Linked DNA regions of Homo sapiens: region 2 is linked to region 1. The links are chromatin loops, found by intact Hi-C in ENCODE. Cell type or tissue: CD14-positive monocyte. All regions are shown on one strand. Links, peaks and the distances in the headings refer to the core of each region. The heading gives the core; the rest is flanking DNA. Region 1 holds the start of TYROBP (transmembrane immune signaling adaptor TYROBP). Region 2 holds the start of FFAR2 (free fatty acid receptor 2).

The links. Hi-C counts contacts between places; a loop is a spot of excess contacts. Peaks named below come from ENCODE experiments on the same cell type or tissue, not always from the same donor. Only the 100,000 strongest peaks of a DNase experiment are listed, where the experiment ranks them.
Region 2: a loop joins it to region 1, with 5 times the contacts of the local background. A loop is called at or near these places in 1 of 110 quality-filtered maps.

The regions. Positions count from the first base shown.
Region 1 is chr19:35,903,288-35,917,869 of GRCh38, reverse strand. TYROBP (transmembrane immune signaling adaptor TYROBP) reads left to right here and starts at 9,575. Exons shown (of 5, transcript NM_003332.4): 1 at 9,575-9,702; 2 at 10,108-10,140; 3 at 10,290-10,424; 4 at 10,606-10,652; 5 at 13,236-13,467. The coding sequence starts at 9,642. The coding sequence ends at 13,301. HCST (hematopoietic cell signal transducer) reads right to left here. Exons shown (of 4, transcript NM_014266.4): 2 at 14,454-14,519; 3 at 13,967-14,098; 4 at 13,493-13,750. The coding sequence ends at 13,710. RefSeq lists enhancers at 8,059-8,168, 8,269-8,318, 8,469-8,598 and a silencer at 10,410-10,563. In CD14-positive monocyte, for the core only: no CTCF peak of the experiment used is centred there; DNase peaks (open chromatin) are centred at 5,819, 6,539, 8,379 and 9,559; H3K4me3 peaks cover 2,826 bases; H3K27ac peaks cover 4,862 bases.
Region 2 is chr19:35,440,293-35,454,874 of GRCh38, reverse strand. It overlaps FFAR2 (free fatty acid receptor 2), which reads right to left and starts at 6,618. Exons shown (of 2, transcript NM_001370087.1): 1 at 6,496-6,618; 2 at 3,108-5,161. The coding sequence starts at 5,160. The coding sequence ends at 4,168. RefSeq lists enhancers at 8,582-8,661, 12,384-12,593. In CD14-positive monocyte, for the core only: no CTCF peak of the experiment used is centred there; DNase peaks (open chromatin) are centred at 5,444, 5,714, 6,054, 8,504 and 3 weaker places; H3K4me3 peaks cover 4,969 bases; H3K27ac peaks cover 4,163 bases.

The DNA of each region.
Region 1 (14,582 bases), core at 5,497-10,496:
CCCAAAGTGCTGGGATTACAGGCTTGAGCCACCGCGCCCGGCCATTAATTCTTTTTTTTGGGAGACAGAGTCTCGCTCTGTCACCCAGGCTGGAGTGCAGTGGCGTGATCTCGGCTCACTGTAGCCTCGACCTCCAGGGCTCAAGTGATCTTCCCACCTCAGCCCCCCAAGTAGCTCAGACTACAGGTGTGTGCCACCACGCTCGGCTAATTTTTAATTTTTTTTGTAGAGAGAGTGTCTCTCTATGTTGCTCAGGCCGGTCTACACCTCCTGACCTCAAGCAATCCTCCTGCCTTGGCCCCACAAAGTGCTGGGATTACAGGGATGAGCCACTGTGGCAAGTTCTTAATTTTTTTTTTTTTCCCCTTGAGACAGAGTCTTGCTCTGTCCTTGTTGCCCAGGCTGGAGTGCAGTGGCCCAATCAAATCATGACTCACCATAGCCTCAACCTCCTGGGCTCAGGTGATCCTCCTATCTCAGCCTCCCAAGTAGCTGAAACTACAGGCATGTACCACCACACTCGGCTGATGTGTTTGTTTGTTTGTTTGTTTGTTTGTTTTCGTAGACAAGGTCTCGCTATGTTGCCCGGACTGGTCTTGATCTCCTGGCCACAATTGAGGTTCCTGATTCAGCCCCCCAAAGTGCTGGGATTATAGGCATGAGCCACCATGCCTGGCCATGACTCTATTTATGTTATGGATGAACCACAATTGATGAAACCATCAAGCATTACTTGGATTCTACTTAAAAAGCCTTCAAAATGTTAGCTGTTGTGGTTAAAGTGGGTGCCCACAGCCAGAATAAGGGCCACATTCCAGCCAATAGGAAGAGCAGAAAAGGAGAGGGCATACTCTGACTTTAGGGACACAATCTGGAAGTTGCCCGCATCATTTCTTCCCAAGTTCCGTTTGCCAGAAAACAGATACATGGCCCCAACAGGCTCCAAAGAGGATGAGAGACATCTTCTTGGCTAGGGAATCTCATGCCCAACTACAAATTCTGTTTCAGTAGAGGAAGGGGTGGCTGGGCAAGGGGGTTCACACCTGTAATCCCAGCACCTTAGGAGGCCAAGGCAGGTGGATTGCCTGAGCTCAGGAGTTTGAGACCAGCCTGGGCAAGGTGGTGAAACACTATCTCTACAAAAAAATTTAAAAATTAGCTGGCATGGCGGTGCCTGCCAGTAGTCCCTGCTACTTGCAGAGCTGAGGTGGGAAAATTATTTGAGCCTGGGAGGTTGAGGCTGCAGTGAGCTATGTTCCTGCTAGTACACTACAGCCTCAGTGACAGAGTGAGATCACATCTCTAAAAAAATAAAAATAAAAATTAGGATGTCGGGAGTGGTGGCTCACGCCTGTAATCCCAACACTTTGGGAGGCCGAGGCTGGCAAATCACCTGAGGTCAGGAATTAGAGACCAGCCTGACCAATATGATGAAACCCCGTCTCTACTAAAAATACAAAAATTAGCTGGGCATGGTGGTGCATGCCTGTAATCCCAGCTACTCAGGAGGCTGAAGCAGGAGAATCGCTTGAACCCAGGAGGCAGAAGTTGCAGTGAGCCAAGGTTGCACCATTGCACTCCAGCCTGGGCAACAAGAGCAAAACTTCATCTCAAAAAAAAAAAAAAAACAAAAAAAAAAAACAGACGTGGTGGCTCACACCTATAGAAGAAGAAGGGGAGAAAAAAATATTGGTGAGGCCAGGTGCAGTGACTCATACCTGTAATTCCAGGGCTTTGGGAGAATGAGGTGGGAGGATCGCTTGAGGCCAGGAGTTCAAGACCAGCCCAGGCAACATGGCAAAACATCATCTCTATGAAAAATATAAAAATTAGCTGGGCATGGTGATGCGCACCTATAGTCCCAGCTACTTGGGAGGCTAAAGTGGGAGGATCGCTTGAGCCCAATAAGTTGAGGCTGTAGTGAGCCATGATTGCACCACTGCACTCCAGCCTGCGTAACAGAGCAAGACCCTTTCTCCAATAAAAAGATAAGTAAAAATAGTTCATTCCTTTTTATTGCTGAGTAGTATCCCACCGTGTGGATCTCAAAAAAATGGATAAACAACTTGTTTATCCATTCATCCAGTGAAGAACCATTCGGTTGTTTCCAGTTTGGGGCAATTATGAACAAAGCCACTATTAATATATGGTACTGGTTTTTGTATAAACTCACGTTTTCACTTCTCTTTGGTAAATACCTAGGAGTGGGAGTGTTGGGTTGTATGGTGTGTTTATGTTTAAATTTCTTAGAAATTGCCAAACTTCCCCCAGTGTCTGATGCAAATGACAGAAGCCTTCACAGAAGGTCCCAGATCACTTTAGCAGTGGAGCTGAGGTGTTTGCTCCCCAAGGCAGGAGTAGGATCTGATCTGTGTAGCTCAGGGACTGATTTCTTGGACCTCCTAGAGATTCAGTGGGTTCCCTAATGTCATTGAACACATCACACATCCCCTTCTTTTTTTTTTTTTTTTTTTGAGATGGAGTCTCACTCTGTTGCCTAGGCTGGAGTGCAGTGGCGCAATCTCGGCTCACTGCAAGCTCCGCCTCCTGGGTTCACGCCATTCTCCTGCCTCAGCCTCCCGAGTAGCTGGGACTACAGGCACCCACCACCATGCCTGGCTAATATTTTTGTATTTTTAGTAGAGACAGGGTTTCACCGTGTTAGCCAGGATAGTCTGGATCTCCTGACCTTGTGATCTGCCCACCTCAGCCTCCCAAAGTGCTGGGATTACAGGCGTGAGCCACCGCCCCCAGCCTCTTTTTTTTCTTTTCTTTTCTTTCTTTTTGTCTCTCTTTCTTTCTTCTTTCTTTTCTTTCCTTCTTTCTTTCTCTCTCTCTCCCTCCCTTCCTTCTTCCTTCCTTTTTTCTTTCTCTTGAAACAGGGTCTCCTTCTGTCACCCAGGCTGGAGTGCAGTAGTGCCACGATAGCTCACTGCAACCTCCAATCCCTGGGTTCAGGCAACCTTCCTGCTTCAGACTCCTGAGTAGCTGGGACCACAAGTGTGCTCCACCACGCCTAGCTAATTTAAAACAATTTTGGGGGCCAGGCATGGTGGCTGATGCCTGTAATCTCAGAACTTTAGGAGGCTGAGGTGGGAGGATCGCTTGAGGCCAGGAGTGTGAGAACAGCCTGGCCAACATGGCGAAACCCTGTCCCTACTAAAAAAATACAAAAATTAGCCAGGTGTGGTGGCTCATGCCTGTAATCCCAGCTACTTGGGAGGCTGAGGCAGGAGAATCGCTTGAATCTGGGACGGGGAGGCTGCAATGAGCCGAGATCGAGCCACTGCACTCCAGCCTGGGCGGCAGAGAGAGACTCCATCTCAAAAAAAAAAAAAAAAAAAAAAAAAAAATTTGGGCCAGGCAGAGTGGCTCACGCCTGTAATCTCAGCACTTTGTGAGGCTGAGGCAGGCGGATCAGTTGAGGTCAGGAGTTCGAGATCAGCCTGACCAACATGGTGAAAGCCCATCTGTATGAAAAATAGAAAAATTAGGCCAGGCACAGTTGCTCACGCCTCTAATTCCAGCACTTTGGGGGGCTGAGGAGGGTGGATCACCAGAGGTCAGGACTTTGAGAACAACCTGACCAACATGGTGAAAGCCCACCTGTACTAAAAATACAAAAAACTATCCGGGCGTGGTGGTGGGTGCCTGTAATCCCAGCTACTCAGGAGGCTGAGGCATGAAAATTGCTTGAACCCAGGAGGCGGAGGTTGCAGTGAGCTGAGATCGTGCCACTGCACTCCAGCCTGGGTAACAGAATGAGACTCTGTCTCAAAAAAAAGAACAATTTTTGTAAATATGGTATCTTGCTATGTTTCTCAGGCTGATCTTGAACTTCTGGCCTCAAGAGATCCTCTCACCTTAGTCCCCTAAGGCACTGAGATGACAGGTGTGAGCTACTGCAGAATGTTTAAAGGAAACAACCGACTATTTTCCAAAGCGGTTGCTCTATTTTTCATTTCCACCGGCAGTGTCTGAGATTTCCAACTGCTCCACATTTCTGCTGACACTCGATAGGGTCAGTCTTTTTAATTTTAGTCATTTAAGTGGGCGTGCAGTGACATTTCACTGAGGTTTCGTTTATATTTCCCTAATGACTAATAGTGCTGAGCACTTTTTCACAGGCTTCCTGGCCATTCATGTCTCTTCTTCTTCTTCTTCTTTTTTTTTTTTTGAGATGGAGTCTCACTTTTGTCGTCCAGGCTGGAGTGCAATGGCTTGATCTCAGCTCACTACAACCTTTGCCTCCAAGGTTCAGGTGATTCTCCTGCCTCAGCCTCCCAAGCAGCTGGGATTACAGATGCCTGCCACCGTGCCTGGCTAATTTTTGTATTTTTAGTAGAGATGGGGTTTCACCATATTGGCCAGGCTGGTCTTGAACTCCTGACCTCAGGTGATCTGCCCGCCTTGGCCTTCCAAAGTGTTGGGATTACAGGCGTGAGCCACCACGCTGGCTTTTTTTTTTTTTTTTTGATGGAGTCTTGCTCTGTTGCCCAGGCTGGAGTGCAGCGGTGCGATCTCGGCTTACTGAAACCTCTGTCTCCTGGGTTCAAGGGATTCTCCTGCTTCAGCCTCCTGAGTAGATGGAATTATAGGAAACTGCCACCACGCCCAGATAATTTTTGTGTTTTTAACAGAGATGTGGTTTCACCATATTTGCTGGGCTGGTCTCGAACTCCTTACCTCAGGTGATCCGCCCACCTTGGCCTCCTAAAGTGCTGGGATTACAGGAGTGAGCCACCACGCCCGGCCTTCACGTCTCATCTTTAGTGAAGTGTCTGTTCAAATGTTTTGGTCACTTAAAAATTAGGCTATTTGTCTGATTTTTAAATTAAATTAATTAATTTTTTTCTTTTTTGAGACAGGGTCTCACTCTGTGGCCCAGGCTGGACTGCTGTGGCACAATCAAAGCTCACTGTAGCTTCTGCCTCCCCAGGCTCAGGTGATCCTCCCACCTCAGCCTCCCTAGTAGCTAGGACTACAGGTAGGTGCCACCATGCTGGGCTAATTTTTGTATTTTTTGTAGAGCTGGGATTTTGCCCTGTTGCTCAGGCTGGTCTCAAACTTCTGGGCTCAAGCAATTCACCTGCCTCAGCTTCCCAAAGTGCTGGGATTTACAAGCTTGAGCCATCACGCCTGGCTCCCAGGCTGGTCTTGAAATCCTGAGGTCAAGTAATATGCCTGCCTTGGTGTCCCAAAGTGTTGGCATGACAGGCGTGAGCCACCATGCCCAGCCTATTTTTAAAAATATAATTAGAGCTGGGCACGGTGGCTCACGCCTGTAATCCCAGCACTTTGCGAGGCGGAGGCAGGTGGATCACCTGAGGTTGCGAGTTCGAGACCAGCCTGACCAACATGGAGAAACCCCATCTCTACTAAAAATACAAAATTAGCCAAGCATGGTGGCGTATGCCTGTAATCCCAGCTACTCGGCAGGCTGAGGCAGGAGAATTGCTTGAACCCGGGAGGTGGAGGTTGCAGTGAGCGGAGATCGCGCCACTGCACTCCAGCCTGGGCGACAAGAGCAAAACTCCATCTCAAAAAAAAAAAAAAGAATTAGAGACAGGGTCTCGTTATGTTGCCCAGGCTGGTTTTGAACTCCTGGCCTCAAGCGATCCTTCTGCCTTGGCCTCTATTCATCTGATGTTTTACAAAGCTTCCAGCTGCTTTGAGGAGGACAGGCTGTGGAGGGGCCAGTGTGGAAGCTGGGAGAGTGGGGAGGGACTGTAGCTTCCACAGAAGTGAGCTGGTCACAGGCCAACACACTACCTGGTTTCTGGGAAAGTCAGCGTTGGCTTCCCCAACTCTTGGCCTGCTGCCCAGAGAGGGTGAGACACTCACCTCTTGATCTTGTGTGGAGGCCCTCAGCTCAGCTTCCAGGAGTCTGGCAGTGTCTTGGGGCAGCGCCTTGTTGCTGGGTGCCCTGAATCTCAGCTTCTTCCTTCATCCAAAGAGGGAGGGTTTTTTTGTTTTGTTTTGTTTTGTTTATTTTGAGACGGAGTCTTGCTCTGTTGCCCAGGCTTGAGTGCAGTGGTGCGATCTCGGCTCACTGCAACCTCTGCCTCCCAGGTTCAAGCGATTCTCCTGCCTTAGCCTCCTGAGTAGCTGGGATTACAGATGTGTACCACCACGCCTGGCTAATTTTTGTATTTTTTAGCAGGGACGGGGTTTCACCATGTTGGCCAGGATGGTCTCAAACTCCTGACCTCAAGTGATCCACCCGCCTCAGTCTCCCAAAGTGGTGGGATTACAGGTGTGAGCCACTATGCCTGGCCAAAGAGAGTGTTTTATCCGTCCTCTAGCCCAGAGGCCAGCCCAGACCTGCCACCTGTGGTCTGCATCAGCACAGTTGTATTGGTTGCTAAAATGTTGAAACATTCCACTTCTGGTTAGTAAAGAGCCCACATAGCCCACAGATGTCTGCTACCACCCGAGTCCATTCTTTGGGGACCCCTTGGACTTTCCCACATCTCAGCAACTAAAGGTGGCGCTCTAGGACCCTGATTCCAGCCCCTATGGCCACATCCGTATGACTGGATGGTGCTTGGGGAATATCTTCTGGGGACAGCCCAGGCCTGGCTGAAGTGGGGAGGATGAGACTAGGAGGCTGATGCTGAAGGACTGAGGGAGGATTTTTTTTTTTTTTCTGAGTCAAAGTCTCACTCTTGTCATCCAGGCTGGAGTGCAATGGCATGATCTTGGCTCACTGCAACCTCTGCCTCCCAGGTTCAAGCGATTCTCCTGCCTCAGCCTCCCAAGTAGCTGGTATTACAGGCGCCTGCCACCATGTCTGGCTAGTTTTTGTATTTTTAGTAGAGACAGGGTTTCACCATGTTGGCCAGGCTGGTCTCAAACTCCTGACCTCAGGTGATCCACCCTCCTTGGCCTCCTAAAGTCCCAAAATCCAAAATCACGCCTGGGATTACAGGTGTGAGCCACTGCACCTGGCTGAGGGAGGATTTTTATCAAGCTAAGCTGAGAACTCGAGACTGGACATACTAATTTTTAGCATGGAACATATCCAAGTCACACGGTACCGAAGTATGTTCGCAGCAGTGAATCCATAGGGGTCTGCAGCAACCTCAATCCTTGCCTCCTCAAAAAAGAATTTGACCAAGGGACATAAGGCAGAGTGAGAAACCAAGGTAAGTTTTAGAGCAGGAGTGAAAGTTTATTATTATTATTATTATTATTATTATTATTATTATTATTATTATTATTTTGAGACTGAGTTTCGCTTTTGTTGCCCAGGCTGGAGTGCAATGGCGCAATCTCTGCTCACTGCAACCTCTGCCTCCTGGGTTCAAGCGATTCTCCTGCCTCAGGCTCCTGAGTAGCTGGAATTACAGGCACGCGCCACCACGCCAGGCTAATTTTGTATTTTTTAGTAAAGACCGAGTTTCTCCATATTGGTCAGGCTGGTCTCGAACTGCCGACCTCAGGGGATCCGCCCACCTCGGTCTTCCAAAGTGTTGGATTACAGGCGTGATCCACCGCGCTTGGCCCTTTATTATTATTATCATTATTTTGAGACAGAGTCTTGCTGTGTCGCCCAGGCTGGAGTGCAGTGGCGCGATCTCAGCTCACTGTAACCTCCACCTTCCAGGTTCAAGGTATTGTCTTGCCTCAGCCTTCTGAGTAGCTGGGACTACAGGTGCCCACCACCATGCCCAGGTAATTTTTTGTATTTTTAGTAGAGACCGGGTTTCACCATGTTGGCCAGGATGGTCTCGATCTCCTGACCTCGTGATCCGCCCGCCTCAGCCTCCCAAAGTGCTGGGATTACAGGCATAAGCCACCGTGCCCAGCCTAATTTTTAGTAGAGATGGGGTTTCACCATGCTGGCCGGGCTGGTCTTGAACTCAACCAGGCATTATTCTAATAGACCTCACAATATCCTCACAAATATCCCAGCAGCCTGGCCTCCCTGCTCCAGTCCCTGCCTCCACAGTCTGCTCCCCACCTGCGGCCGGAGGGAACCTGTGAACCCCTGAGTCAGGTCAGGGCCCTCCTGGCTCAGAGCCCTGCTCTGGTCTCTGACTGCCCCCTCGCCCACTCTGCTCCAACACATTGGGTGGCCTGGTGTGCCCGGGAGGACCTACAGGGTCTGTTCCCTCCATGCTCGCTCTAGACACAATGGGAGAGGCTTGGGTTTTTAAGGGAGGGGACTCAGCCAGGCCTGAACAGTGGTGACCGTGGGCTGAGCTGGGACCTGACCCTCCTCCAGGCTCCAAATCTCCTCTCCTCCCTTCCCCCACAGGCCACTGGGCATCTGCCCTGTGACCAGAATCCAGTTTCCCCTTTTTTCTCCTAAGCCCAGGCCCAAGGAGCGGTGGGTGTGACGTGTGGATGGGGGAGGGGGGCTTCCTGCAGCTGTCTCATCCTCCAGCACCCTAACCTCAGGTTCCTCCTTCCCCAGCCCCAGGCTCCAGCTGGGGGCTAGAAGTCCCCGTCTCCTTGGGGTGGCCTCCCTTGGGCCTTGCTCCCAGCCACTTCCTCATTCAGCAGGAGAGCCAGCCACCTGCCTCTCCCCAAGCCGCCAGCCGTGCCTCTGTGTCTGTGCCACTGCCTTACTCTCACCTTTCTCAGCTTTGCCGCTGTTTTCTCCTTCCCCATCTTTCATCTTTGTTTTTCCCCCTGACTCTTCCCTAGTCAAAAACCTGATTTTGGGTCTTGGGTTCCATTTCCACCTTGATTTGCTGTGCAGCCTTAGGCAAGCGTCTCTACCTCTCTGAACAATGGGGATGATAAGAGCATGTGCCCTAGAAGGGCATTGCGGGGACTGAATGATTTAACGCTTGGGACAGAGTGCCTGCATGTCATTAGTGCCCACATGCTGCTGGCTCTTTTAATATCCTTTAAACAGCACAAGTTTCTGATGATTAAATAATCATCATCATAGCTGATGCTTTTAAAAAGCTGACAAGGGTCAGACCCTGGTCTAGGAACTTTAATTCATTTAATCCCCACAACTCTAAAAAGTAGGTCCCATTTTACTCCCAATTTTACAGATGAAGAAACTGAGGTTGGAGCTGGGTGCGGTGGCTCACACTTGCAATCCTAGCACTTCGGGAGGCCAAGGTGGGTGGATCACCTGAGGTCAGGAGTTTGAGACCAGCTGGCCAACATGGTGAAACCCTGTCTCTACTAAAAAAAAAAGAAAAAAAAATACAAAAAATTAGCCGGGCATGGTGGCAGGCGCCTATAATCCCAGCTACTTGGGAGGCTGAGGCAGGAGAATCACTTGAACCCGGGAGGCAGAGGTTGCAGTGAGCCGAGACCGTGCCATTGCACTCAAGGTTGACCAGCCAGGAAGAGGCAGAGCTGGTTTCAATCAGCCAGAGGAAGGTCATGACACTGACCCTCCTGTTAAAACGATGTCTGACCCCTGACTGGGGACGGAGGTGAAGTTTGTGCTTCACGTACCCTTTGCCCTTCACGTCTAGTTGCTGGGGGCCTGTGGCATGGCCCCTGGGTGTCTGGGCCTGATTCTTTCTTGGGTTTTGTTTCTGTCTCTCCTCCCCTGTCTCCTCCTCCCTTCTGCCACCACCCGCCTCAGACTTCCTCCTTCACTTGCCTGGACGCTGCGCCACATCCCACCGGCCCTTACACTGTGGTGTCCAGCAGCATCCGGCTTCATGGGGGGACTTGAACCCTGCAGCAGGCTCCTGCTCCTGCCTCTCCTGCTGGCTGTAAGTGGTGAGTTAGGGGCTTCCGTGGCTGCCTCCCGGGTCCCTGGGCTCAGCTTGGGGCAGGGCAGGGAGTGGGGTGGAACGAGAGAACCAAAAGTGGGTGTTGGGATGGGAGCAGGTCCCCAACCTCCCAAAGCCTGTGGGTTTCTCCCAGAGCCCAAGCCCCCAAGTTTTGTCGTCCGCTACAAGCAGGGGAGAAGAGACATCTAAGTGTGTTGCCACAGGACAAGTTGTGCAGAAGTAACGCACATAGTCCGGTGGCCCAGACGCCAGCCCCCTGAGTCCCGCCAGACACGCTCTCCCCCTTGCTAACCTCTTGGCTGTCAGGATCCACCTTCCCTGGCTTCTAAACTTGCCTCCCCCACCCCCGTCATAACTCTGTGCCTCAGTTTACCTTCTTTTTCCTCCTCAGGTCTCCGTCCTGTCCAGGCCCAGGCCCAGAGCGGTAGGCCTAGACCCAGCAGTCCCTCTCTCTACCTCCCAGAGACCTCCCTGTCTCCGTCTCTCCCACACCCTTTCCAAACCTCCCTGCCGCTGACCCCCCTCCCCACAGTTCCCAGCACACACTGACCTCCCCTGACCCCTGTGCTGCAGATTGCAGTTGCTCTACGGTGAGCCCGGGCGTGCTGGCAGGGATCGTGATGGGAGACCTGGTGCTGACAGTGCTCATTGCCCTGGCCGTGTACTTCCTGGGCCGGCTGGTCCCTCGGGGGCGAGGGGCTGCGGAGGGTGAGTGGGGCTAGCAGGGGACATCCTGAGGACTTGCCTAGATGGGGGTGGGGGGCTGGGTAAACTCCCAGATCTCAAACATCCAAAGGGATGGTAATGGAGGTGCTGATTTGGAATGACAAAACACCCTCAACTCACCACTCTGCCTGTCTCTGCACCCCACAACACCCCTCACCTCCAGCAGCGACCCGGAAACAGCGTATCACTGAGACCGAGTCGCCTTATCAGGTGAGAAAACCAGACTGTCCTCCTCACATTTCACTCCTGCCAGGGATATCTGCCCCAGATACTCCTTCATGCCATCAGAGGGACCTCAAAGCCACTCTGCCTAAAGCACCCCCAAACCTTGAAGGCACATGGGACATCTGTCCAAAACTGGGCCGAATGATCAACCACAAGCTTATGGTCAGCTTAAAATGTGTGAAGAGGGGCTGGGCACGGTGACTCAAACCTGTAATCCCAGCACTTTGGGAGACAGAGGCGGGTGGATCACTTGAGGTCAGGAGTTCGAGACCAACATGGTGAAACCCTGTCTCTACTAAAAATACAAAATTAGCTGGGCGTGGTAACGCATGCCTGTAATCCCAGCTACTTGGGAGGCTGAGGCAGGAGAATCCTTTGACCCAGGAGGCGGAGGTTGCAGTGAGCCAAGATCACGCAATTGCACTCCAGCCTGGGCAACAAGAGGAAAACTCTGTCAAAAAAAAAAAAGCGTGAAGAGTTAAAAAGAAAAAAAAAAGGGTGGCTTTGCCTTTGTAAGTGTAAACACAGGCCTTGCCAGAAGTCAGGCCAGGAATTTTCTGGAAGAAACCCAGCCCTAGGACGACTGATTTCTGGGAGACGCTCTCAGTAGGGCAGAGAATGTCATTCAGCCCTACCTTGGTAACTCTAAAGAGAGGAGTCCTAGAATCTCTTTTTTGGGTTTGAGGACCCTTCATCCCTTTGAGAAACTAAGAAAATCTAGACTCCCAGAAAAATCTACACAAAAAATACAAAATTGTGCATATAATCTGAGAGCAGTGTAAATGTTCTTTATAATTAAAAAAAATTTTTTTTTGGCCAGGCATGGTGGCACACACCTGTAATCCCAGCACTTTGGGAGGCCAAGGTGGGTGGATCACGAGGTCAGGAGTTCAAGACCAGCCAGGCCAGGATGGTGAAACCCCATCTCTACTAAAAATACAAAAATTAGCTGGGCATGGTGTCATGCGCCTGTAATTCCAGCTTCTCAGGAGGCTGAGGCAAGAGAATCGCTTGAACCCAGGGGGCGGAGGTTGCAGTGAGCCTGGGCGACAGAGTGAGACTCCATCTCAAAAAAAAAAAAAAGACAGGGGTCTCACTATGTTGCCCCAGCTGGTCTCAAACTCCCAGTCTCAAGTGATCCTCCCGCCTCAGCCTCCGAAAATCTTGGGATTACAGGCTCAAGCAACCATGCTGGTTGAGTATTCTTGAAGCTCTTTTTTCTTTCTCTACTTTAATTTTTTTTTTTTTTTGAGATGGAGTCTCATTCTGTCACCCAGGCTGGAGTGCAATGGTGTGGTCTCAGCTCACTGCAACCTCCACCTCCCAGGTTCAAGCGATTCTCTTGCCTGAGCCTCCCGAGTAGCTGGAACTACAGGTGCATGCCACCACACCCGGCTAATTTTTGTATTTTTAGTAGAGATGGGGTTTCACTATGTTGGCCAGGCTGGTCTCAATCTCCTGACCTCGTGATCCGCCCACCTTTCCCTCCCAAAGTGCTGGGATTAGAGGTGTGAGCCACCGCGCCCGGCCTTAATTTTTTTTTTTTTTTTAAAGTAGAGATAGGTTCTCACTATGTTGCCCAGGCTGGTCTCAAACTCCTGGGCTCAAGAGATCCTGTTACCTCGGTCTCCCAAAGTGCTGGGATTATAGGCATGAGTCACCATGCCTGGCTGAAGCTCTTTTTAAAAACTATAGAGTATACAAGAGAATCTAGTCATCTATCCCCCTCTCTGTCAATGTTCCTTTTTAACCCTTTAGGGGGTCATGAGATTCTCTAAGACCTCTCCCCTGAAGAATGCACGCCCAGACTAGTCATCATATATGATTTTAGGGTTTCTGTCTGAGGCCTGCCCCTGGGGGCCACATAGATCCTCCCCCTACCCCAAGTGTGAACACTGCTGTGTGAAGTCTGATATATTGTCTGCAACCAGCTTTGCCTATTCACCTCACTTGTGGATAAAGTTTCTTTGTGAAGTCTAAGAATCTCAGGTTTGGCTCTGTGATATCCAGAAGACCGAGGGGCCCTTCCAGTTACTGGTGGCAGTGAAATTTTAGGGCAAAGCATTACCCGGATGTATTTATTCCCTCTGTGGATGTGTCTAGCACCTATAAGTGCTAAATGCTGGGGACACAGTGACAGAGTTTATATCCTAGTTAAGACAAACTTAAAGCAAATGAACAAATAAAATAATTTTGGGAGGCACAGTAAAGGAAATAAACAGGCTTTTTTTTTTTTTTTTACAGTGGCTGGAGTGTGGGGGGAAGAAACTACAGAGGGGAAATTGAGAAATGCCTCTCTGAGGAGGTGACGTGAGCTGAGACTTGAAGGGAGAGGGGATCTAGGGGAACAGAGTTTTAGGCAGAGGAAACAGCACACGCAGGGACCCTGAGGCTGGGGCACACTGATGAGGCAGAGGAGAAGGGGGAACATTGAATGTACTTGAATAAAATCCGGATCTCTTTCATGGCTATAAGGCTGAAGAAGCTGCCAGGGGCCTTGCAGGCCACTGGGAGAAGGCTGGATTTTATTTGGTGGGTCCCTTCCACTGATGGCCCCCATTCCTTTAGGAGCTCCAGGGTCAGAGGTCGGATGTCTACAGCGACCTCAACACACAGAGGCCGTATTACAAATGAGCCCGAATCATGACAGTCAGCAACATGATACCTGGATCCAGCCATTCCTGAAGCCCACCCTGCACCTCATTCCAACTCCTACCGCGATACAGACCCACAGAGTGCCATCCCTGAGAGACCAGACCGCTCCCCAATACTCTCCTAAAATAAACATGAAGCACAAAAACATTATGCCAGATCCTTGGGCTGATGGGATGGGGACATGTGGGGGTTCTGAGGGGGCCTTGGATCCAGAAACAGTTCATGGGAGGGAGGCTTTGGGAACTCTGGGGTTCTTTGAGAAAGAATACGACTACAGGTGTTTCAATTGTTTTATTACAATCCAAAAGTTGGGGCGGGGGTTCCTGTGCCACCACACACCATCCAGGATGAGAGGGTCAGAAGTCAAAGGTCCAAGCTGCAGGAGGGTCAGCCCCTGCCTGGCATGTTGATGTAGACTTTGCCATCTTCTGGGGATAGGGGAGAGAAAGCATGAAGCTTGACCACCCATATCTCCACTTCCCTGGGGACCCCCTGCTTCAGGGGTTTCCTCAGGGGTTCCCCCAGGCACCTCCCCCAGGGTTTCCCCAGCACCTCCTCCAGGGCTTCCCCAAGGGCCCCCTCCCTGGGACCCCCTCCCTAGGGACACTATACACCTTCCAGGCCCCGCCCATCTCCGCCCTCACCTTGGGCGGGGCTGCGGCGTGGGCGTGCGCACAGGAACACCGCCCCCACGATGAGCAGCGATGCCACCGCATCAGCAGCCACGAGGCCTGCCAGGAGCGGCAGAGAGAGGGACCCACATCCGGAACAAGAGCCTGGAGAGTGGGGGCCGGAACAGGGAGACAACTCAAGCTCTGCGTCCTGGGGCTGTGCTTTGGCCACAGGCAGAGAGGAAGTCCCCTGCGAGGGGGCGGGTCCCAGGTTCCTTGGAGTTGCGCTTGGGGAATGAAACGGGAGACAGATGCAGAGAGGCTGGGGTGTCCCAGGACCCTCGGGGCTGTGCGGCGGGCACACGGGGTGCTCCTGAACACAGGCTGGGGGTCGCTGATTCTGGGACTCGGAGAAGGACACGGATCCTCTGATTTGGGGACGGGAGGTGGGATGGTGACCTGGAGAACCACTGGGGTGTTCTGGGAGCCTCTGGCCAAGCTTCTGGGGTGGAAGTGATACCTGAAGTGCCAGGGTAAAAGGCAGGGAGTGATGATCTCTCTCCTGGAGTCGTCTGAGCTGCAGCCACTGTGGAAAGAGAAAGAAGGTGGATGAGGGTGGAGAGAAGGTCCACAAAACAGAATGCTCAGC
Region 2 (14,582 bases), core at 3,891-8,890, 460 kb after region 1:
GACTAGCTAAAACAAGGAAAGGGTGAAGCAGCTTTTCATAAAGCATGCCCGCCAGAGTGCCATGTTTACTGTGGCCATGGCAACACCTGGGCATTACCACCCCTTTCCATGGCAATGACCTGACAACCCAAAAGTTACTACCCTTTCCTTAGAAATTTCTGTGTTAACTGCCCCTTAATTTGTGTGCAATTAAAAGTAGGCAAAAATATGACTGCAAAACTGCCCTGAGCTGCTACTCTCTGCCTGTGGGGTAGCCCTGCTCTGCAGGAGCAGTCACGGAGCTGCAACAGGGCTGGAGCTGTAACAGGGCTGCTTCAACAAAGCTGTTTTCTTTCACCACCGGCTAGCCCTTGAATTCTTTCCTGGGCAAAACCAAGAACCCTCATGGGCCAAGCCCCACTTAGCACACCTGCTCTGCCTCAGTATCATCAACTTGTCTAGACATTATTTCTTTTCTTTTTATTTTTGAGACAGAGTTTTGCTCTTGTCGCCCAGGCTGGAGTGCAATGGCGTGATCTCGGCTCACTGCAACCTCCGCCTCCCGGGTTCAAGCAATTCTCCTGCCTCAGCCTCCCAAACAGCTGGGATTACAGGCATACGCCACCATGCCCAGCTAATTTTTTGTATTTTTAGTAGAGATGGGGTTTCACCGTGCTGGCCAGGCTGGTCTCGAACTCCTGACCTCATGACCTGCCCATCTTCGCCTCCCAAAGTGCTGGGATTACAGGCGTGAACCACTGTGCCTGGCCAACATGATTTCTTTTCATGTAATCCAATCAAATTAGCTTTTGTGGCAGCTGTAATACATCACAGACTCATAGTGCATGTACAGTCAGCTGAGAATCCCAGATTTTTTAAAACATATTACTGCCATGCTATCCGTAGTTGACTACCTACTATGTTATTTCTATTTTTTTTTTTTTTTGAGACATTCTCTCTCTGTTGCCTAGGCTGGAGTGCAGTGGCACGTTCTCAGCTCACTGCAACCTCTGCCTTCCAGGTTCAAGCGATTCCCATGCCTCAGCCTCCCGAGTAGCTGGGATTACAGGTGCCTGCCACCGTGCCTGGCTAATTTTTTGTATTTTTAGTAGAGATGGGATTTCACCATGTTGGCTAGGCTGATCTTGAACTCCTGATCTCAAGTGATCTGCCCATCTCGGCCTCCCAAAGTGCTGGGATTACAGGCATGAGCCACCATGCCCAGCATTATTTCCACTATTTTTAATGTTTACTTATTATATTTCTAATAAGTGAGGGTACATCTGTGTACATGGATTTATATCTTAGAACTACTTAATATTCTATGATTTCTCAGCAATTTTATTCATAGAGTCTTATTTTAATCCACAGAATAATCTTGGGAGGTATGTAGTATCCTAATCACTATGATTTAGAAATAGAGGCTGGAGGAGGTGGCTTGCTTCAGGCCATCCATTTAGTAAGTGGAATGGACACTGAATTCAGGGTTCTTATGGCACCTGTCCAGTCTTCTTTTGAAGGAGGAAAATAGAAAATGAGCTTTCAGTTCAGTGGGACTAATAAGGAAAGGTTTTCTGGAGAAAGTGAATATTGAGTGGATTTTTGTAAGTGAAGAAGAGGCAAGCACCAGAAGATGGGGGAGGGCCAGGTGTGGTGGCTCACATCTGTAATCCCAACACTTTGGGAGGCCAAGGCAGGAGAATCACTTGAGGCCAGGAGTTCAAGACCAGTCTGGGCAACACCCCATCTCTACACAAAATAAAATAAAATAATTAGCTGAGTGTGGTGGTGTACACCTGTAGTCCCATCTACTTGGGAGGCTGAGGCGGGAGGGTGACTTGAGCCCAGGAGTTCGAGGTTGCAGTGAGCCATGATTGTGCCACTGCACTCCAGCTTGGGCAACAGAGTGAGACCCCAACTCTAAAAACAAACAAACCAACAAAAAAACAGGTAGAAGAATGTGGGATTGAGGTGAGGGGGGATGAATAAGCAGGCAAGGTTTTTGAAGAACAAGTTCTTGGACAGATTTGGCTTCTGAGATAAGACAGCGATTCGCGACCCCAGCTGGCCACCTGGGGTGCTTTTTTGAAAAGCTCTCTTGCTGGGGCCCCACCTGCAGAGATTCTGTCAGTAGGTTGGAGGTGGCTCTCTGTATTATTTTCACACCTCCACATGTAATTCTGATGTACAGCCTGGGTTGCAAACTACTAGGTTAGGGGCTGGAGGTCATTTAACTAGAGAGAATGGTCTAGGAGTCCTTATTGTGGAAAAATGAGCTAGGCAGGTAGAACTGGAAGGGGAGAGAGAGGACAAAGCAAGGAAAAGAATGGTACAATATGAGTTCCTTGGGGGAAGCACTTTTTTTTTTTTTTTTGGAGACAGAGTCTCGCTCTGTTGCCCAGGCTGGAGTGCAGTGGCGCAATCTCGGCTCACTGCAACCTCTGCCTCCCAGGTTCAAGTGATTCTCCTGCCTCAGCCTCCTCAGTAGCTGGGATTACAGGCACGCACCACCATGCCCGGCTAATTTTTTTTGTCTTTTTAGTAGAGATGGGGTTTTACCATGTTAGCCAGGCTGGTCTAGAACTTCTGACCTCAGGCGATCCTCCCGCCTTGGCCTCCCAAACTGCTGGGATTACAGGCATGAGCCACTGTGCCCAGCCGGACGCATCTTTTTAAATTAAATTTTTAAAATTGAGAGACAGGGTCTCACTGTGTTGCCCAGGTGGGTCTCCAACTCCTGGGCTCAAGTGATCCTCCCACCTCAGCCTCCCAAAGTGCTGGGATTACAGTCATGAGCCCCTGCAACTGGCCAAGGAAACATTTTGATGATAGGAAAGCTCTGCAGGTTTCTGAGCAGGAGGGTGACATGTTTTAAGGCCCTGTGGCAGACAGATGACTGTGAATCGGAATCACCCTGCATCCTTTCTAAGTCCGGACTCTCTATTCATCCCTCGAAAGACGATTCCGTCAGTGCTCTCACTTCCTTTGCCCACACCACCTCTTTATCTTAAGATGTTTCTGTGGTTTCAGATGCATCACTTTTCCCCTTTGCTGCTGAATCTGGTTCTCTCTCCTATTTTTGCCCTCCCTGTGCTTGCAGCAGTGTTACAAAAATTGTGGACATTCACTTCAGAGTTTTATCATCTTTATTTTCAATTTGCTAGACCAGGTTGCTTTCCCCTGTATGAGGGAGTGCCAATCTCTGATTGCTGGGTACCAAACCACATCCTGGCCTGTGTGGGGTACCATGGAGGAAGGAGATAAGACCCAGACCCCTGGCAGCTCCCAGTTTAGCAGGGGAGACAAGACAACACATGAAAACAAACAGAGCACATCAAAAAGGCAACAGGTCAAACCAATGCAGGGAAACCCCTATCATTAAAGGTCTAAGCCCTGAGGCCTCCCTGCTCATCTCCAGGCTCAGAACCTTTCTGAGTCTTCTTTGACCTCATTTAGTATTTCTCTTCCATCTCTCTCTTGTTGGTTTATCTCCAGGATCAACCGCTAGAGCAGTGTCTAGGTGTTGCTTTGAAGCTTGTATCGAGATTTCTCTAGGACTCTCTGCTTCAGCCTGGCCATCCCCAACTACCAGCCACATCACAAGGACTGGACTTGTGTTAGCTACGCTGCTTCTCCAGCCTGAAGGTGCTTCTTTTTTTTTTTTTTTTTTTTTTTAAATGGAGTCTTGCTCTGTCGCTAGGCTGGAGTGCAGTGGCGTGATCTCAGCTCACTGCAACCTCCAACTCCCGGGTTCAAGGATTCTCCTGCCTCAGCCTCCAGAGTAGCTGGGATTATAGGCATGTGCCACCATGCCCAGCTAATTTTTTTGTATTTTTAGTAGAGACGGGGTTTTCCCATGTTGACCAGGATGTTCTCAATCTCCCGACCTCAAGTGATCCACCTGCCTCAGCCTCCCAAAGTTCTGGGATTATAGGCATGAGCCACCACACCCGGCAGGTGCTTCTATACCTAACTACTTCTTCGTGCATCTCTGACTTATGCTCCTTTGAGTAGGACAATTCAGTCAGGAAGGGATACCAAGCTGGTGAAAGGCATTTTTTTCAAAGTCGCAGTCCTGGGCTGGGTCTAAGGATTTCTGAATCTGGATGGGAGCCTTCCTGCTCCGCCTCTCCCAGGCTTCCCAGCTCCTGTGTAACCCAGGCGACCTCTGAAGGTCCAGGGAAACTGCTACTCTGTAGTGAAGTCCGAACTTGGCATCCCTTCTCCTTGACCCACACCCCTGTCCTCATTTGTCCCCTCTGCTGTGTCTTTGCCTCTGCGTCCCAACAGGGAGGAGCCCTGATTCCGCAGCACCTGCAGCCCTCTCCCAAATGCCCTGCGCACCACTGAAGAAGAGAAATAGAAGAGCAGGGGGTCCAGACTGGCGTTGAGTGAACTGAACACCACGGCTATTGACCGCCACCAGGGGCTTTTTCTCTGGTGATACCCCACCAGGTGGGACACGTTGTAAGGTCCGAAGCACACCAGGAAATTGAGCAGCGTCACCACAGCCAGCCCCACGGCTCGGCGCCGCCTCTGGGCCCCCACAAGGGGCTGGGAGAGCATGATCCACACAAAACGCCAGTAGCAGAAGATGGTGACTGCCATGGGGATGAAGAAGAGCACCAGGCACAGCTCCAGCCGCACGGGCAGCACCACGTCCAACTGGTTATCGGTGAAGTTCTCGTAGCAGGTAATTTCATTGCCACTTCTGACCTGCTCAGTCGTGTTCAAGTATTGAACGATGATCACGATGGTGCAGTGACCAAAGGACATAACCCAGGCCACCAGAGCTGCAATCACTCCATACAGAGGCCGGCGGGAGAGCTTGTACTGCACGGGGAAAGCCACTCCCAGGTAGCGCTCGATGCTGATGCCCGCCAGGAGCCACGTGCTGCAGTAGATGCTGCTGTAGAAGCCAAAACTCGTGAGGGCGCAGACGACCTTGGGCAGGTACCAGCGGAAGTTCGACGCAGCCTCGATGATCTTGAAGGGCAGCAGCAGCAGCAGGAGGAGGTCGGCCAGCGTCAGGCTCAGCAGGAGGATGTGCACAGGTGCAGGCTGGGGCTGGCGGATCCGCCCCACAAAGGCCCGCAGGGCCAGGAGGTTGGCAGGGAGGCCAGTGAGGAAGATGATGATGTAAGCCATGAGGATCAAGGAGCTCTTCCAGTCCGGCAGCATCCTGGAGGGGAACAAAAAAGGGCGGGGTCAGGGAGGTCTCACTCACAGCCCGCGCAGCCAGCTCTCCTTCAGGATGCGGACATCCTCCCCGGCACCGTCCCCTTCCCAGGACTGTGCTTTCTGATGCCACCACGGCTTGCTCACACCACCTGCTCGAACTACCCAGAGCAATTATTGACTTTGCCTGGGGCGGGATATTAAGCAGTAGTGATTATGTTTGCCATCATGTGTCTCTGGAGGAGACCAACTCGTGGCTTCCCAAGGGAATTCCCCCTCCAGTTTCCCTAGCCTTTCTCCTCCTGTCCTCACAGATACAGGAAGTTACTGTTGCCAGTTTCTAACTTTACTCAAGTCCCTTTCTCAGACAGAGACCTGCAGGAGAGAAAGGCATCAGTGCCGGGAGAGAGCTGTAAGATGCTTATCAGTATAAAGAGGCTGTGGCGCCCCAGGCGCGGATACCCAGTGCCAGCTCTCCAAAGGACCCAAGTGCCCAGCCACCAGCCCAGCTTCCTACTTCCGTTCGTCTGTTTTGCAGAGCACAGATTCTCCCCCACCTTGTCCTCTCCTGTCCAACACCAAACTCTGGGACTCTCTAGAAAAGGGGAAGCTGGGGCTGGGCGCAGTGGCTCACTTCTGTAATCCCAGCACTTTGGGAGGCCGAGGCGGGCAGATCACCTGAAGTCAGGAGTTCGAAACAAGCCTGGCCAACGTGGTGAAACCCCATCTCCACTAAAAAAAAAAAAAATTAGCCGGGTGATATGGCGGGCACCTGTAATCCCAGCTACTTGGTAGGCTGAGGCAGGAGAATCGCTTGAACCGGGAAGCAGAGGTTGCAGTGAGTCAAGATTGCGCCATTGCACTCCACCCTGGGCGGTAAGAGCAAAAACTCCGTCTAAAAAAAAAAAAAAAGAAAAGAAAAGGGGAAGCTGGGAGGCTTAGAGGAGGGTGGAGGGGAAGAAGGATGAACCAGCACTAGCCTTAGGAGGAAGGCTTGTCCCTAGAAGACCTTAGAGAAATATTCAGAAAAGCCCACAGGCCTTCACTGGCCCTTGAGCGTGGCATTCTGACCATAAATAGAACTCGTCTTCTTCACGGGGTAACTCAGTTTCCACTTGGGGTGTCACCCTTGCTGGCCCCAACCCAGGTCCTGTCCCTCTGTCCACTCTCCAGCCTTGATTTCCTGGCTGTTTCCTTGCTCCTCACACTAGCTCCTGTCTCTGGGTATGAGTCTTCCATTTGGTTCTGACATCCTTCCTCCAGTCTCCCAGAACCTTCCCCTCAAACCTGATCCTGGCCTCTCTTCCCAGAGCACAAGCACTACACTAGCTGCCTTGCCTTGTGTTGTTCCGGATAGGTGGCTTCTTGGGATTGGTTCTGAAGGGAGGTCTGCAAGCTTCCAGGAGAGAGGAACAGAGCTTTAGCCCCTGCTTCTGTCCATGCCATGCAGGAAAAAATGGTGAGGAACCTGGCTGGTAGTAAGCATTTATACTAGCACCAGCCACGTGACCAGAGAAAGGAAGGTCAGTCTTTAAGCACTATTTCCTCTCAAACCCAAAGGAAAGGCCCAGCATCTTTATTCTCTCCCTAGAGAATCCTCACTCTTGACTTCCAAATTCAGATTTTTCTGTCCTTAATTCCTGATTTAAAAAAAAAATTCCCAGGCATTTTTCTTTTTTTACTTCCCAAGTCAGATTATTTTCTTTTCTCTTTCTTAGGCAGTTTCTTCTGTCATTCTGCTCATTCTCAGAAATGAGCTTTCCTCCTTCCTTTTTATTTTTCCTCTTTTTTTTTGGTTTTTTTTTTCGAGGCTGAATCTTGCTCTGTTGTCTAGGCTGGAGTGCAGTGGCGCCATCTCAGCTCACTGCAACCTCTGCCTCCCGAGTCCAAGCGATTCTCCTGCGTCAGCCTCCCTGGGATGACAGGCACCTGCCACCACGCCCAGCTAATTTCTGTATTTTTAGTAGAGACAGGGTTTCACCATGTTGGCTGGTCTTGCACTCCTGACCTCAAGTGATCCGCCTGCCTTGGCCTCCCAAAGTGCTGCGATTACAGGCGTGAGCCACTGCACCCGGCACTCCTTCCTTTTCTTCTTCAATTTTTTTACTTTCTCTATGGTCTCCTGCCCTCTGCCCCCAACACATTTCTTTTGCCCGTCTCAGCTGAAACAGGCTGGTCCTGGCCTGCATCTTGTTGTGATGGAAATGGTGTGGGAGTTATAGTCATGCAGATATGGGCTCAAATCCAGGTCCCTTCATTACAACCTTGGGGGCAGATCCGTTTTCTGAAGTCTAGTTTGCTGTAGTCAAGTGAGCATGCGAATTCTGACATCCTAGGACTTCTGCGAGGATTCAGTGAGGTTGTGTATATAAAGCACTTAGCAGATGCCCGTAAGTGCTGCCTCGTCTCAAGCCTGTAACGCAGCTTCACAGAGAGTGAGCCACTTGGTGCAGCCTCCAGAGGCTCAGGGCATGGATGTGCTGTCCCTCTTGGGAAAGTGTCAGGAATTCAGGAGGCCCGAGTTCACGTGCCCATGTGGCTTTTCGTCAGGGAGTGGCACTCAGGCTCCATTCCTTTCCCTGATAAAGTCTCACTGTTTCCCCCTCTCTGACCTTGGTAGCCCCAGGTTAGGAGCTCCTGAAGGTCCCTTTGAAATACACACCTAATGCAGCAAGGATCGTTGGAACGTGTTTTCCTCTTGAACTAGGGAGGAAGTCTCAGAAAGAAGTCTCTGTTCTGCCATCTGTGGCCTGATTCCTGCTCACAGAATCCCCATTCTTTCCCTAGGACATACCTACTTCCTATTGTTTGCCATTCATTCAGTCATTCAGTCAGTCAGTCATTTATTCTTTTTGTGGTCTGTAACCCCAGGGTCTAGACATTTTGATATTTAGCTTTTCTTTCTCGTCCACTCTACTCTCCTCTGAAGGCGTTCTAGTTCTTTATTTCCTTCCCCCAGCACACGTCGCTTCTCAGATCAACAGGAGAACTAAGAAAGAGACCATTCTCTCTTGTTGCCACCAAATTTATTTGTGTCATTTCGCTTTTATGATTTCCTATAAACATGCACGAGGATCTGGATTTAATTGCAGAATCCAGGAAACTCATTGGAAAACAAGTGTTGAGGAGTGGGACTGCCTCTCTGTCTCTGCACGTTCTTCTCCCCCCACCTCCTGCCTTTCGCCGTCACTGTCGTGAGTCCCCCTGTGGAAGACGCCCCAACGAAACCCCCTCTCTGGGTTCACAGCAGTTATGAATGTTCACCGCAGTTATGAAGGGAGCATCACCAAGGAGGCTTTCAGTCTCACAGTTCATGATGTCCACCTACGTCACAGGAAAAGGAAACCCAACCTCTCAGACCGAGTTCAAGGGGGTAAACTTTCACAAGAGCAATATCCTTCACAGTTCCTTCCAAGTTCAGTTTTCTCTCATCGTCTTTATAATGCAGCCTGTCATCACAGGAAGTTGGACCCTTATCTAAAGTTCTGTGTAATCACTTCCACATTCTTAATTCTCACTCGCCCCTCAGTCCACCCTAATCTGGGTTCTGTGCCTATTTTCCATGGGATTTTCTCTTCCCGATGTTAGCAGTGACCTCCATGTTCCTAAATTCAGTGGACTTACGCTTTTCTTATTTTATTAGCATTCAACACAATTTCCACGCCCTTCTGGAAACATCCTCTTTTCACAAATTCTGATACGTTACGCTGCTAGCTTCCCTCTCTTTCCTTTGGTCACTTCTCGTACCCCTTTGCTAGCTCACCATTCCCCTACTCATCCCCGAAATGGTGACTTCCTTCAAGCTTGGCTCCAGGTTCTTTCCTGTTCTCGCCTGTGCTCTCCTTCTAGTCGACTGCAACTGTTTCCGTAGTTCCAGTTACCACCTTCATGACACCCCTGGTTTGAATCTTCACCCTAGGTTTCTGTGAGCTTCACATGTACACGCTCAACTGCCTAGTTGACACTGCCATTGGGTGTCTCACAGGTGTCCCAAATCAACCAAATCAAATGTGTCCAGACCTGGCCTCAGATCTTCCTTCTTCCACCCTTCCCTGTCTTGGGGCGTAAGATCTCTTCCCATCACATCTCCTGCACCATTATCTTAGAGTCAGTCTTTTTTTTTTTTCTTTTTAATTTCGAGACTGAATCTCACTCTGTCGCCCAGGCTGGAGTGCAGTGGCACATAGTCTCGGCTCACTGCCACCTCTGCCTCCCAGATTCAAGCAATTCTCATGCCTCAGCCTCCCGAGTAGCTGGGATTACAGGCATGTGCCACCACACTCGGCTAATTTTTGTATTTTTAGTAGAAACGGGGTTTCACCATGTTGGTCAGGCTGGTCTCGAACTCCTGACCTCAAGTGATTCGCCCGCCTTGGCCTCCCAAAGTGCTGGGATTATAGGCGTGAGCCACTGAGCCTGACTAGAGTCAGTCTTAAAGTGAATCTCAATATTATCTTCTTCCTTATCCCTAGAATGCAGTCTGATGTACTCCCCAAATACTTATGGATTCCAAATATGAATCCATCCATCCGTCTCCATCTCCATCATCCCATCTCAGTGCCATCATCCCTACCAGGATTTCAGCAGGGCCCTGACTCACTTCCTCTCATCCATCTGCTTCCCTGGCAGTCAGTTCTCCATACTGTATTAGTGGAATCATTTTAAAAATGTCAATCCAATTATACGACCTTCTTGTCCTTTCAGAGACTTCTCACTGCTTTTAGGAGAAATATCAACATCCTTAAAAAGGCCTGCCTAGCATGGCCCTTGCCAGCTTCCACTCACATCACTCTTCTCTCTCTTTGCTGTCTGGGCAGGGCCATTTTCCACTTCTGTGAATGTGTCATGTTTTCCATCTGCCATGGGGAGCTTGAACCAGCCCCTGCCTGGTATGTCTTTATTTCTTGTTACCCATTCCAACTTTCACAGTTAATTTGTAGCTTTCTTTCAGATAACCATTTACTTCCTTAAGAAATCCCTGTCTGGCTGGGCACAGTGGTTCACACCTGTAATCCCAGCACTTTGGGAGGCCGAGGCAGGTGGATTACCTGAGGTAAGGAGTTCGAGACCAGCCTGGCCAACATGGCGAAATCCCGTCTCTACTAAATATACAAAAATTAGCCGGGATAGTGGCGCACGCCTGTAATCCCAGCTAGTCAGGAGGCTGAAGCAGGAGAATCACTTGAACCCAGGAGGCGGAGGTTGCAGTGAGCCAAGATTGCGCCACTGCATTCCAGCCTGGGCGACAGAGCAAGACTCTGTCTCAAAAAAAAAAAAAAAAAAAAAAAAGGCCCTGACCTCCTAGATTTCGATTCCCCTCTTACAGGTTAAGCATCTTTTCTATTGCTGAATAGTATTCTGTTTTAAGGATATTTCCTATTTTATTTATCCATTCATCTGTTGATGGATATTTGGTTGGTTTGGGTTTTTTTTAAAAAGTTTTTGTCTAGTATGAATACAGCTGTTAAGAACATTCTTGTGTGGAAATGTTTTCAGTGCTGTTGGGCAAATACCTGGCAGTGTATTGGCCAGGTGGTATGGTAAAACGTTTTATTAACTTTTTAAGAAACTACCAGTTTTCCAAAGTAGCTGTGCCATGTTGCATTCCCACCAGCAGCCTACGAGCATTTCAGTTGCTCCACATCCTCACCAACACTTGACAATTGTTAGTTTTTAATTGTGGGCATTCTAATAAGTATGCCATGGTATTTTTGTGTGTGTGTGTGAGACAGAGTCTCGATCTGTCGCCCAGGCTGGAGTGCAGTGGCGCCATCTCCACTCACTGCAAACTTCACCTCCTGGGTTCAAGCCATTCTCGTGCCTCAGCCCCCTGAGTAGCTGGGATTACAGGCACGTGCCACCACACCTGGCTAATTTTTGTATTTTTAATACAGATGGGGTTTTGCCATGTTGGCCAGACTGGTCTTGAACTCCTGACCTCAGGTGATCTGCCCGCCTCAGCTGCCCAAAGTGCTGGGATTACAGGCGTGGACCACCGTACCCGGCCTTTGTTGTGGTCTTAATTTATACTTTCTTGATGATTATTGGTGTTAAGCATTTTTTCAAGTACTTATGAGCCATTTGTATATCTTCTTTCGTGGAATGTCTGTTTAAATATTTTGCTCATTTAAAAAATTTTAGGCTGGGCATGGTGGCTCACACCTGTAATCCTAGCATTTTTGGAGGCTGAAGTGGGTGGATTGCTTGAGGTCAGGAGTTTCAGACCAGCCTGGCCAACATAGTGAAACCTCATCTCTACTAAAAATACAAAATTTAGCTGGGCGTGGTGGCGGGCGCCTGTAATCCCAGCTACTAGGGAGGCTGAGGCAGGAGGATCGCTTGAACCCAGGAGGCAGAGGTTGCAGTGAGCCAAGATCATACTACTGCACTCCAGCCTGGGCAACAGAGTGAAACTCTGTCTCAAAAAAAAAAAAAAAAAAAAGAAAAATTGGATTATTTTCATATAGTTGAGTTCTGAGAGTTCTTTATTATATTCTTGGTACTAGTCATTTGTCAGATGTATATATTACCAATATTTTCTGCCATTCTGTGACTTTTCTCTTCTTTTAATTTTTTTTTTTTTTGAGACAGAGTTTCACTTTGTTGCCCAGGCTGGAGTGCAGTGGCTCCATCACAGCTCATTGCAGCCTTGACCTCCCAGGCTCAGGTGACCTTTCCGCCTCAGCCCTCCAAGTAGCTGGGACTGCAGGCACCTGCCACCATGCCTGACTAATTTTTCTATTTTTTGTACTGATGAGGTTTTGCCATTTTGTCCAAGCTGGCATCGACCTCCTGAGCTCAAGCAGTCTGCCCACCTCGGCCTCCCAAAGTGCTGGGATTACAGGCATGAGCCACTGTGCCTGGTCTTCATTTTCTTAATTGTCTCTTGAAAAGCAAAAAAGTGTTACATTTTGACAAGGTCTAATTTATCTGGTTTTTCTTCTATGGTTTGTGCTTTTATGTCCTAAGAAGCTTTTACCTCCTTATCCAATTATTCCAGATTTTCCTTTCCCTGTTGAATTGCCGCGGCACCTGTACTAAAAACCCATTGGTTGTATGTGTGTGTGGTACTATTTCTGGACGCTCTATTCTTCTGAGAGACTCTGTGTCTTGCCTTTCATCATTTGCACACGGTATTTTTAAAATTTATTTATTTTTATTATTTTTTAAAATTTTTATTTTTAGATGGAGTCTTGCTCTGTCTCCCAGGCTACAGTGTTGTGGCGTGATCTCAGCTCACTGAACCCTCCTCCTCCTGGGTTCCAGCAATTCTTCTGTCTCAGCCTCCTGAGTAGCTGGGATTACAGATGCTTGCCACCACCCCCGGCTAATTTTTGTATTTGTATTAGAGACAGGGTTTCGCCATGTTGGCCAGGCAAGTCTTCAACTCCTGACCTCAAGTGATCCACGTGCCCCGGCCTCCCGAAGTGCTGGGATTACAGGCACGAACCACTGTGCCCGGCCTGCACACAGTCTTGATTACTGTGGTTTCATAATAAGTCTTGAAATAGAGTAAGTCCTCCAACTTCCTTCTTCTTTTCTAAATTTGCTGTGGCTATTCTGGGTCATTTGCATGTTCATATAAATATTAAAATCAATTTCTACAGAAAAGCCTGCTGGAATTTTGAATGGGCTCACACTGAATCCATAGATCAATTTGGGATCATTGACACTGGACATCTCTCTCCATTTATTTAGGTCTTTAATTCCTCTCAGCAATGCTTTCTAGTTGTCAGCATAGAGGTTTTGCATGATTCTAAATATTTTGGAGGCAGCTGTAAATTTAATTTTTTTAGAGTTTATTTTCTCATTGTTGGTTGCTCTCATAGCATCTTTTACTATTCCTTCCTATGTCCCACGTCTCAATTTATTATAATGTGTTCATTAGCATGAGGATTTGCATTAAGATGGATGTGAAGTCTACCTCCCCTTATGAGACTGTCCACAAAGCAGGGAACACAGCTGCTTTGCTCACCATTGCATCCTCAGGACCTGGCGTGCAGCCTGGAACATGTTAGGCCCTTAGTAACTATTTCCTGGATGACAGTGGAGGATAGATGGATGAGAGTGACTTCAGAATGGAGATAAGTCCATTTCAAAAACTCAGAGGACGCTTGTCCTCAGATGCCTCATTTATCTTTTTCTGGGACCTGTTAAGACATCCTGGACGTGTAATCACTTGAGAGCTGTCTTGTGGTTTAAGGGACTTGCAGCAAAAGCCACAGGACCTTTTTCCTCATGGTCAGCACTGATGATCCAGGCTATATACCTTTTTTTTTTTTTTTGAGACGGAGTCTTGCTCTGTCATCCAGGCTGGAGCATAGTGGCGTGATCTTGGCTCATTGCAACCTCTGCCTCCTGGGTTTAATTGATTTTCCCGTCTCAGCCTCTTGAGTAGCTGGGATTACAGGTGTCTGTCACCATGCCCTGCTAATTTTTGTATTTTTAGTAGAGACGGGGTTTCACCATGTTGGCCAGGCTGGTCTTGAACTCCTGACCTCAGGTGAACCGCCTGCCTCGGCCTCCCAAAATGCTGGGATTACAGGCGTCAGCCTCTGCGCCTGGACCCATCTGTATTTTTCAACCATGATATTTCTAATGCTTGGCACAGATCCTGGCACATCCTGGGGGGTGGATATATATTTGTTAAATGAATGAATGAATGAAACAATTGCCAGCCTCCCAAATGCTGGGATTACAGGTGTGAGCCACTGCACCCGGCCTTAAGACTCCATTTTTGAGCAGTGGGAAGTCACTTAGGGCCATAAGAGGGGAATGATGTGATGTGATATATGATTCTAGAAGATCAAGCCTGCTACTGTGTGAAGAATGCTCCCTAGAAGGACAGAACTGGAAGCAGAGGGATCCGCTAGGAGGGTGTTGCAGTCGCCAGGGGTTGAGGGGATTGAGGATGGCATGGATAAGGGAGAATGTGCACCCGGGGCAGAGAGGATCACTTAGGATTTGAGATATGTAACTTTGTTTTATTATTATTATTTCTAAATGTTTTTATTATTTTTATTTTTGGTAGAGATGGGGTCTTGTTATGTTGCCCAGGCTGGTCTCAAACTCCTGGCCTCAAGCCATACTCTCACCTTGGCTTCCCAAAGTGCTGGGATTACAGGTGTGAACCACCACGTCTGGGCTGATTATTATTATTTTTAGAGGTGGGGGTCTCGCTCTGTCACTTCAGGCTGGAGTGCAGTGGTGTGATCATAGCTCACTCCAGCCTCGACCTCCTGGGCTCCAGCGGTCCTCCCACCTCGGCCTCCCAAGTAGCTGAGACTACGGGCTTGGCCACCACACTTGGCTAATTTGCTATTTTTTGTAGAGACAGGGTCTTGCTGTGTTTCTCAGGCTGGTCTCAAACACCTGGCCTCAAGCGATTCTCCTGCTTTGGCCTCCCTAAGTGCTGGGATTACAGG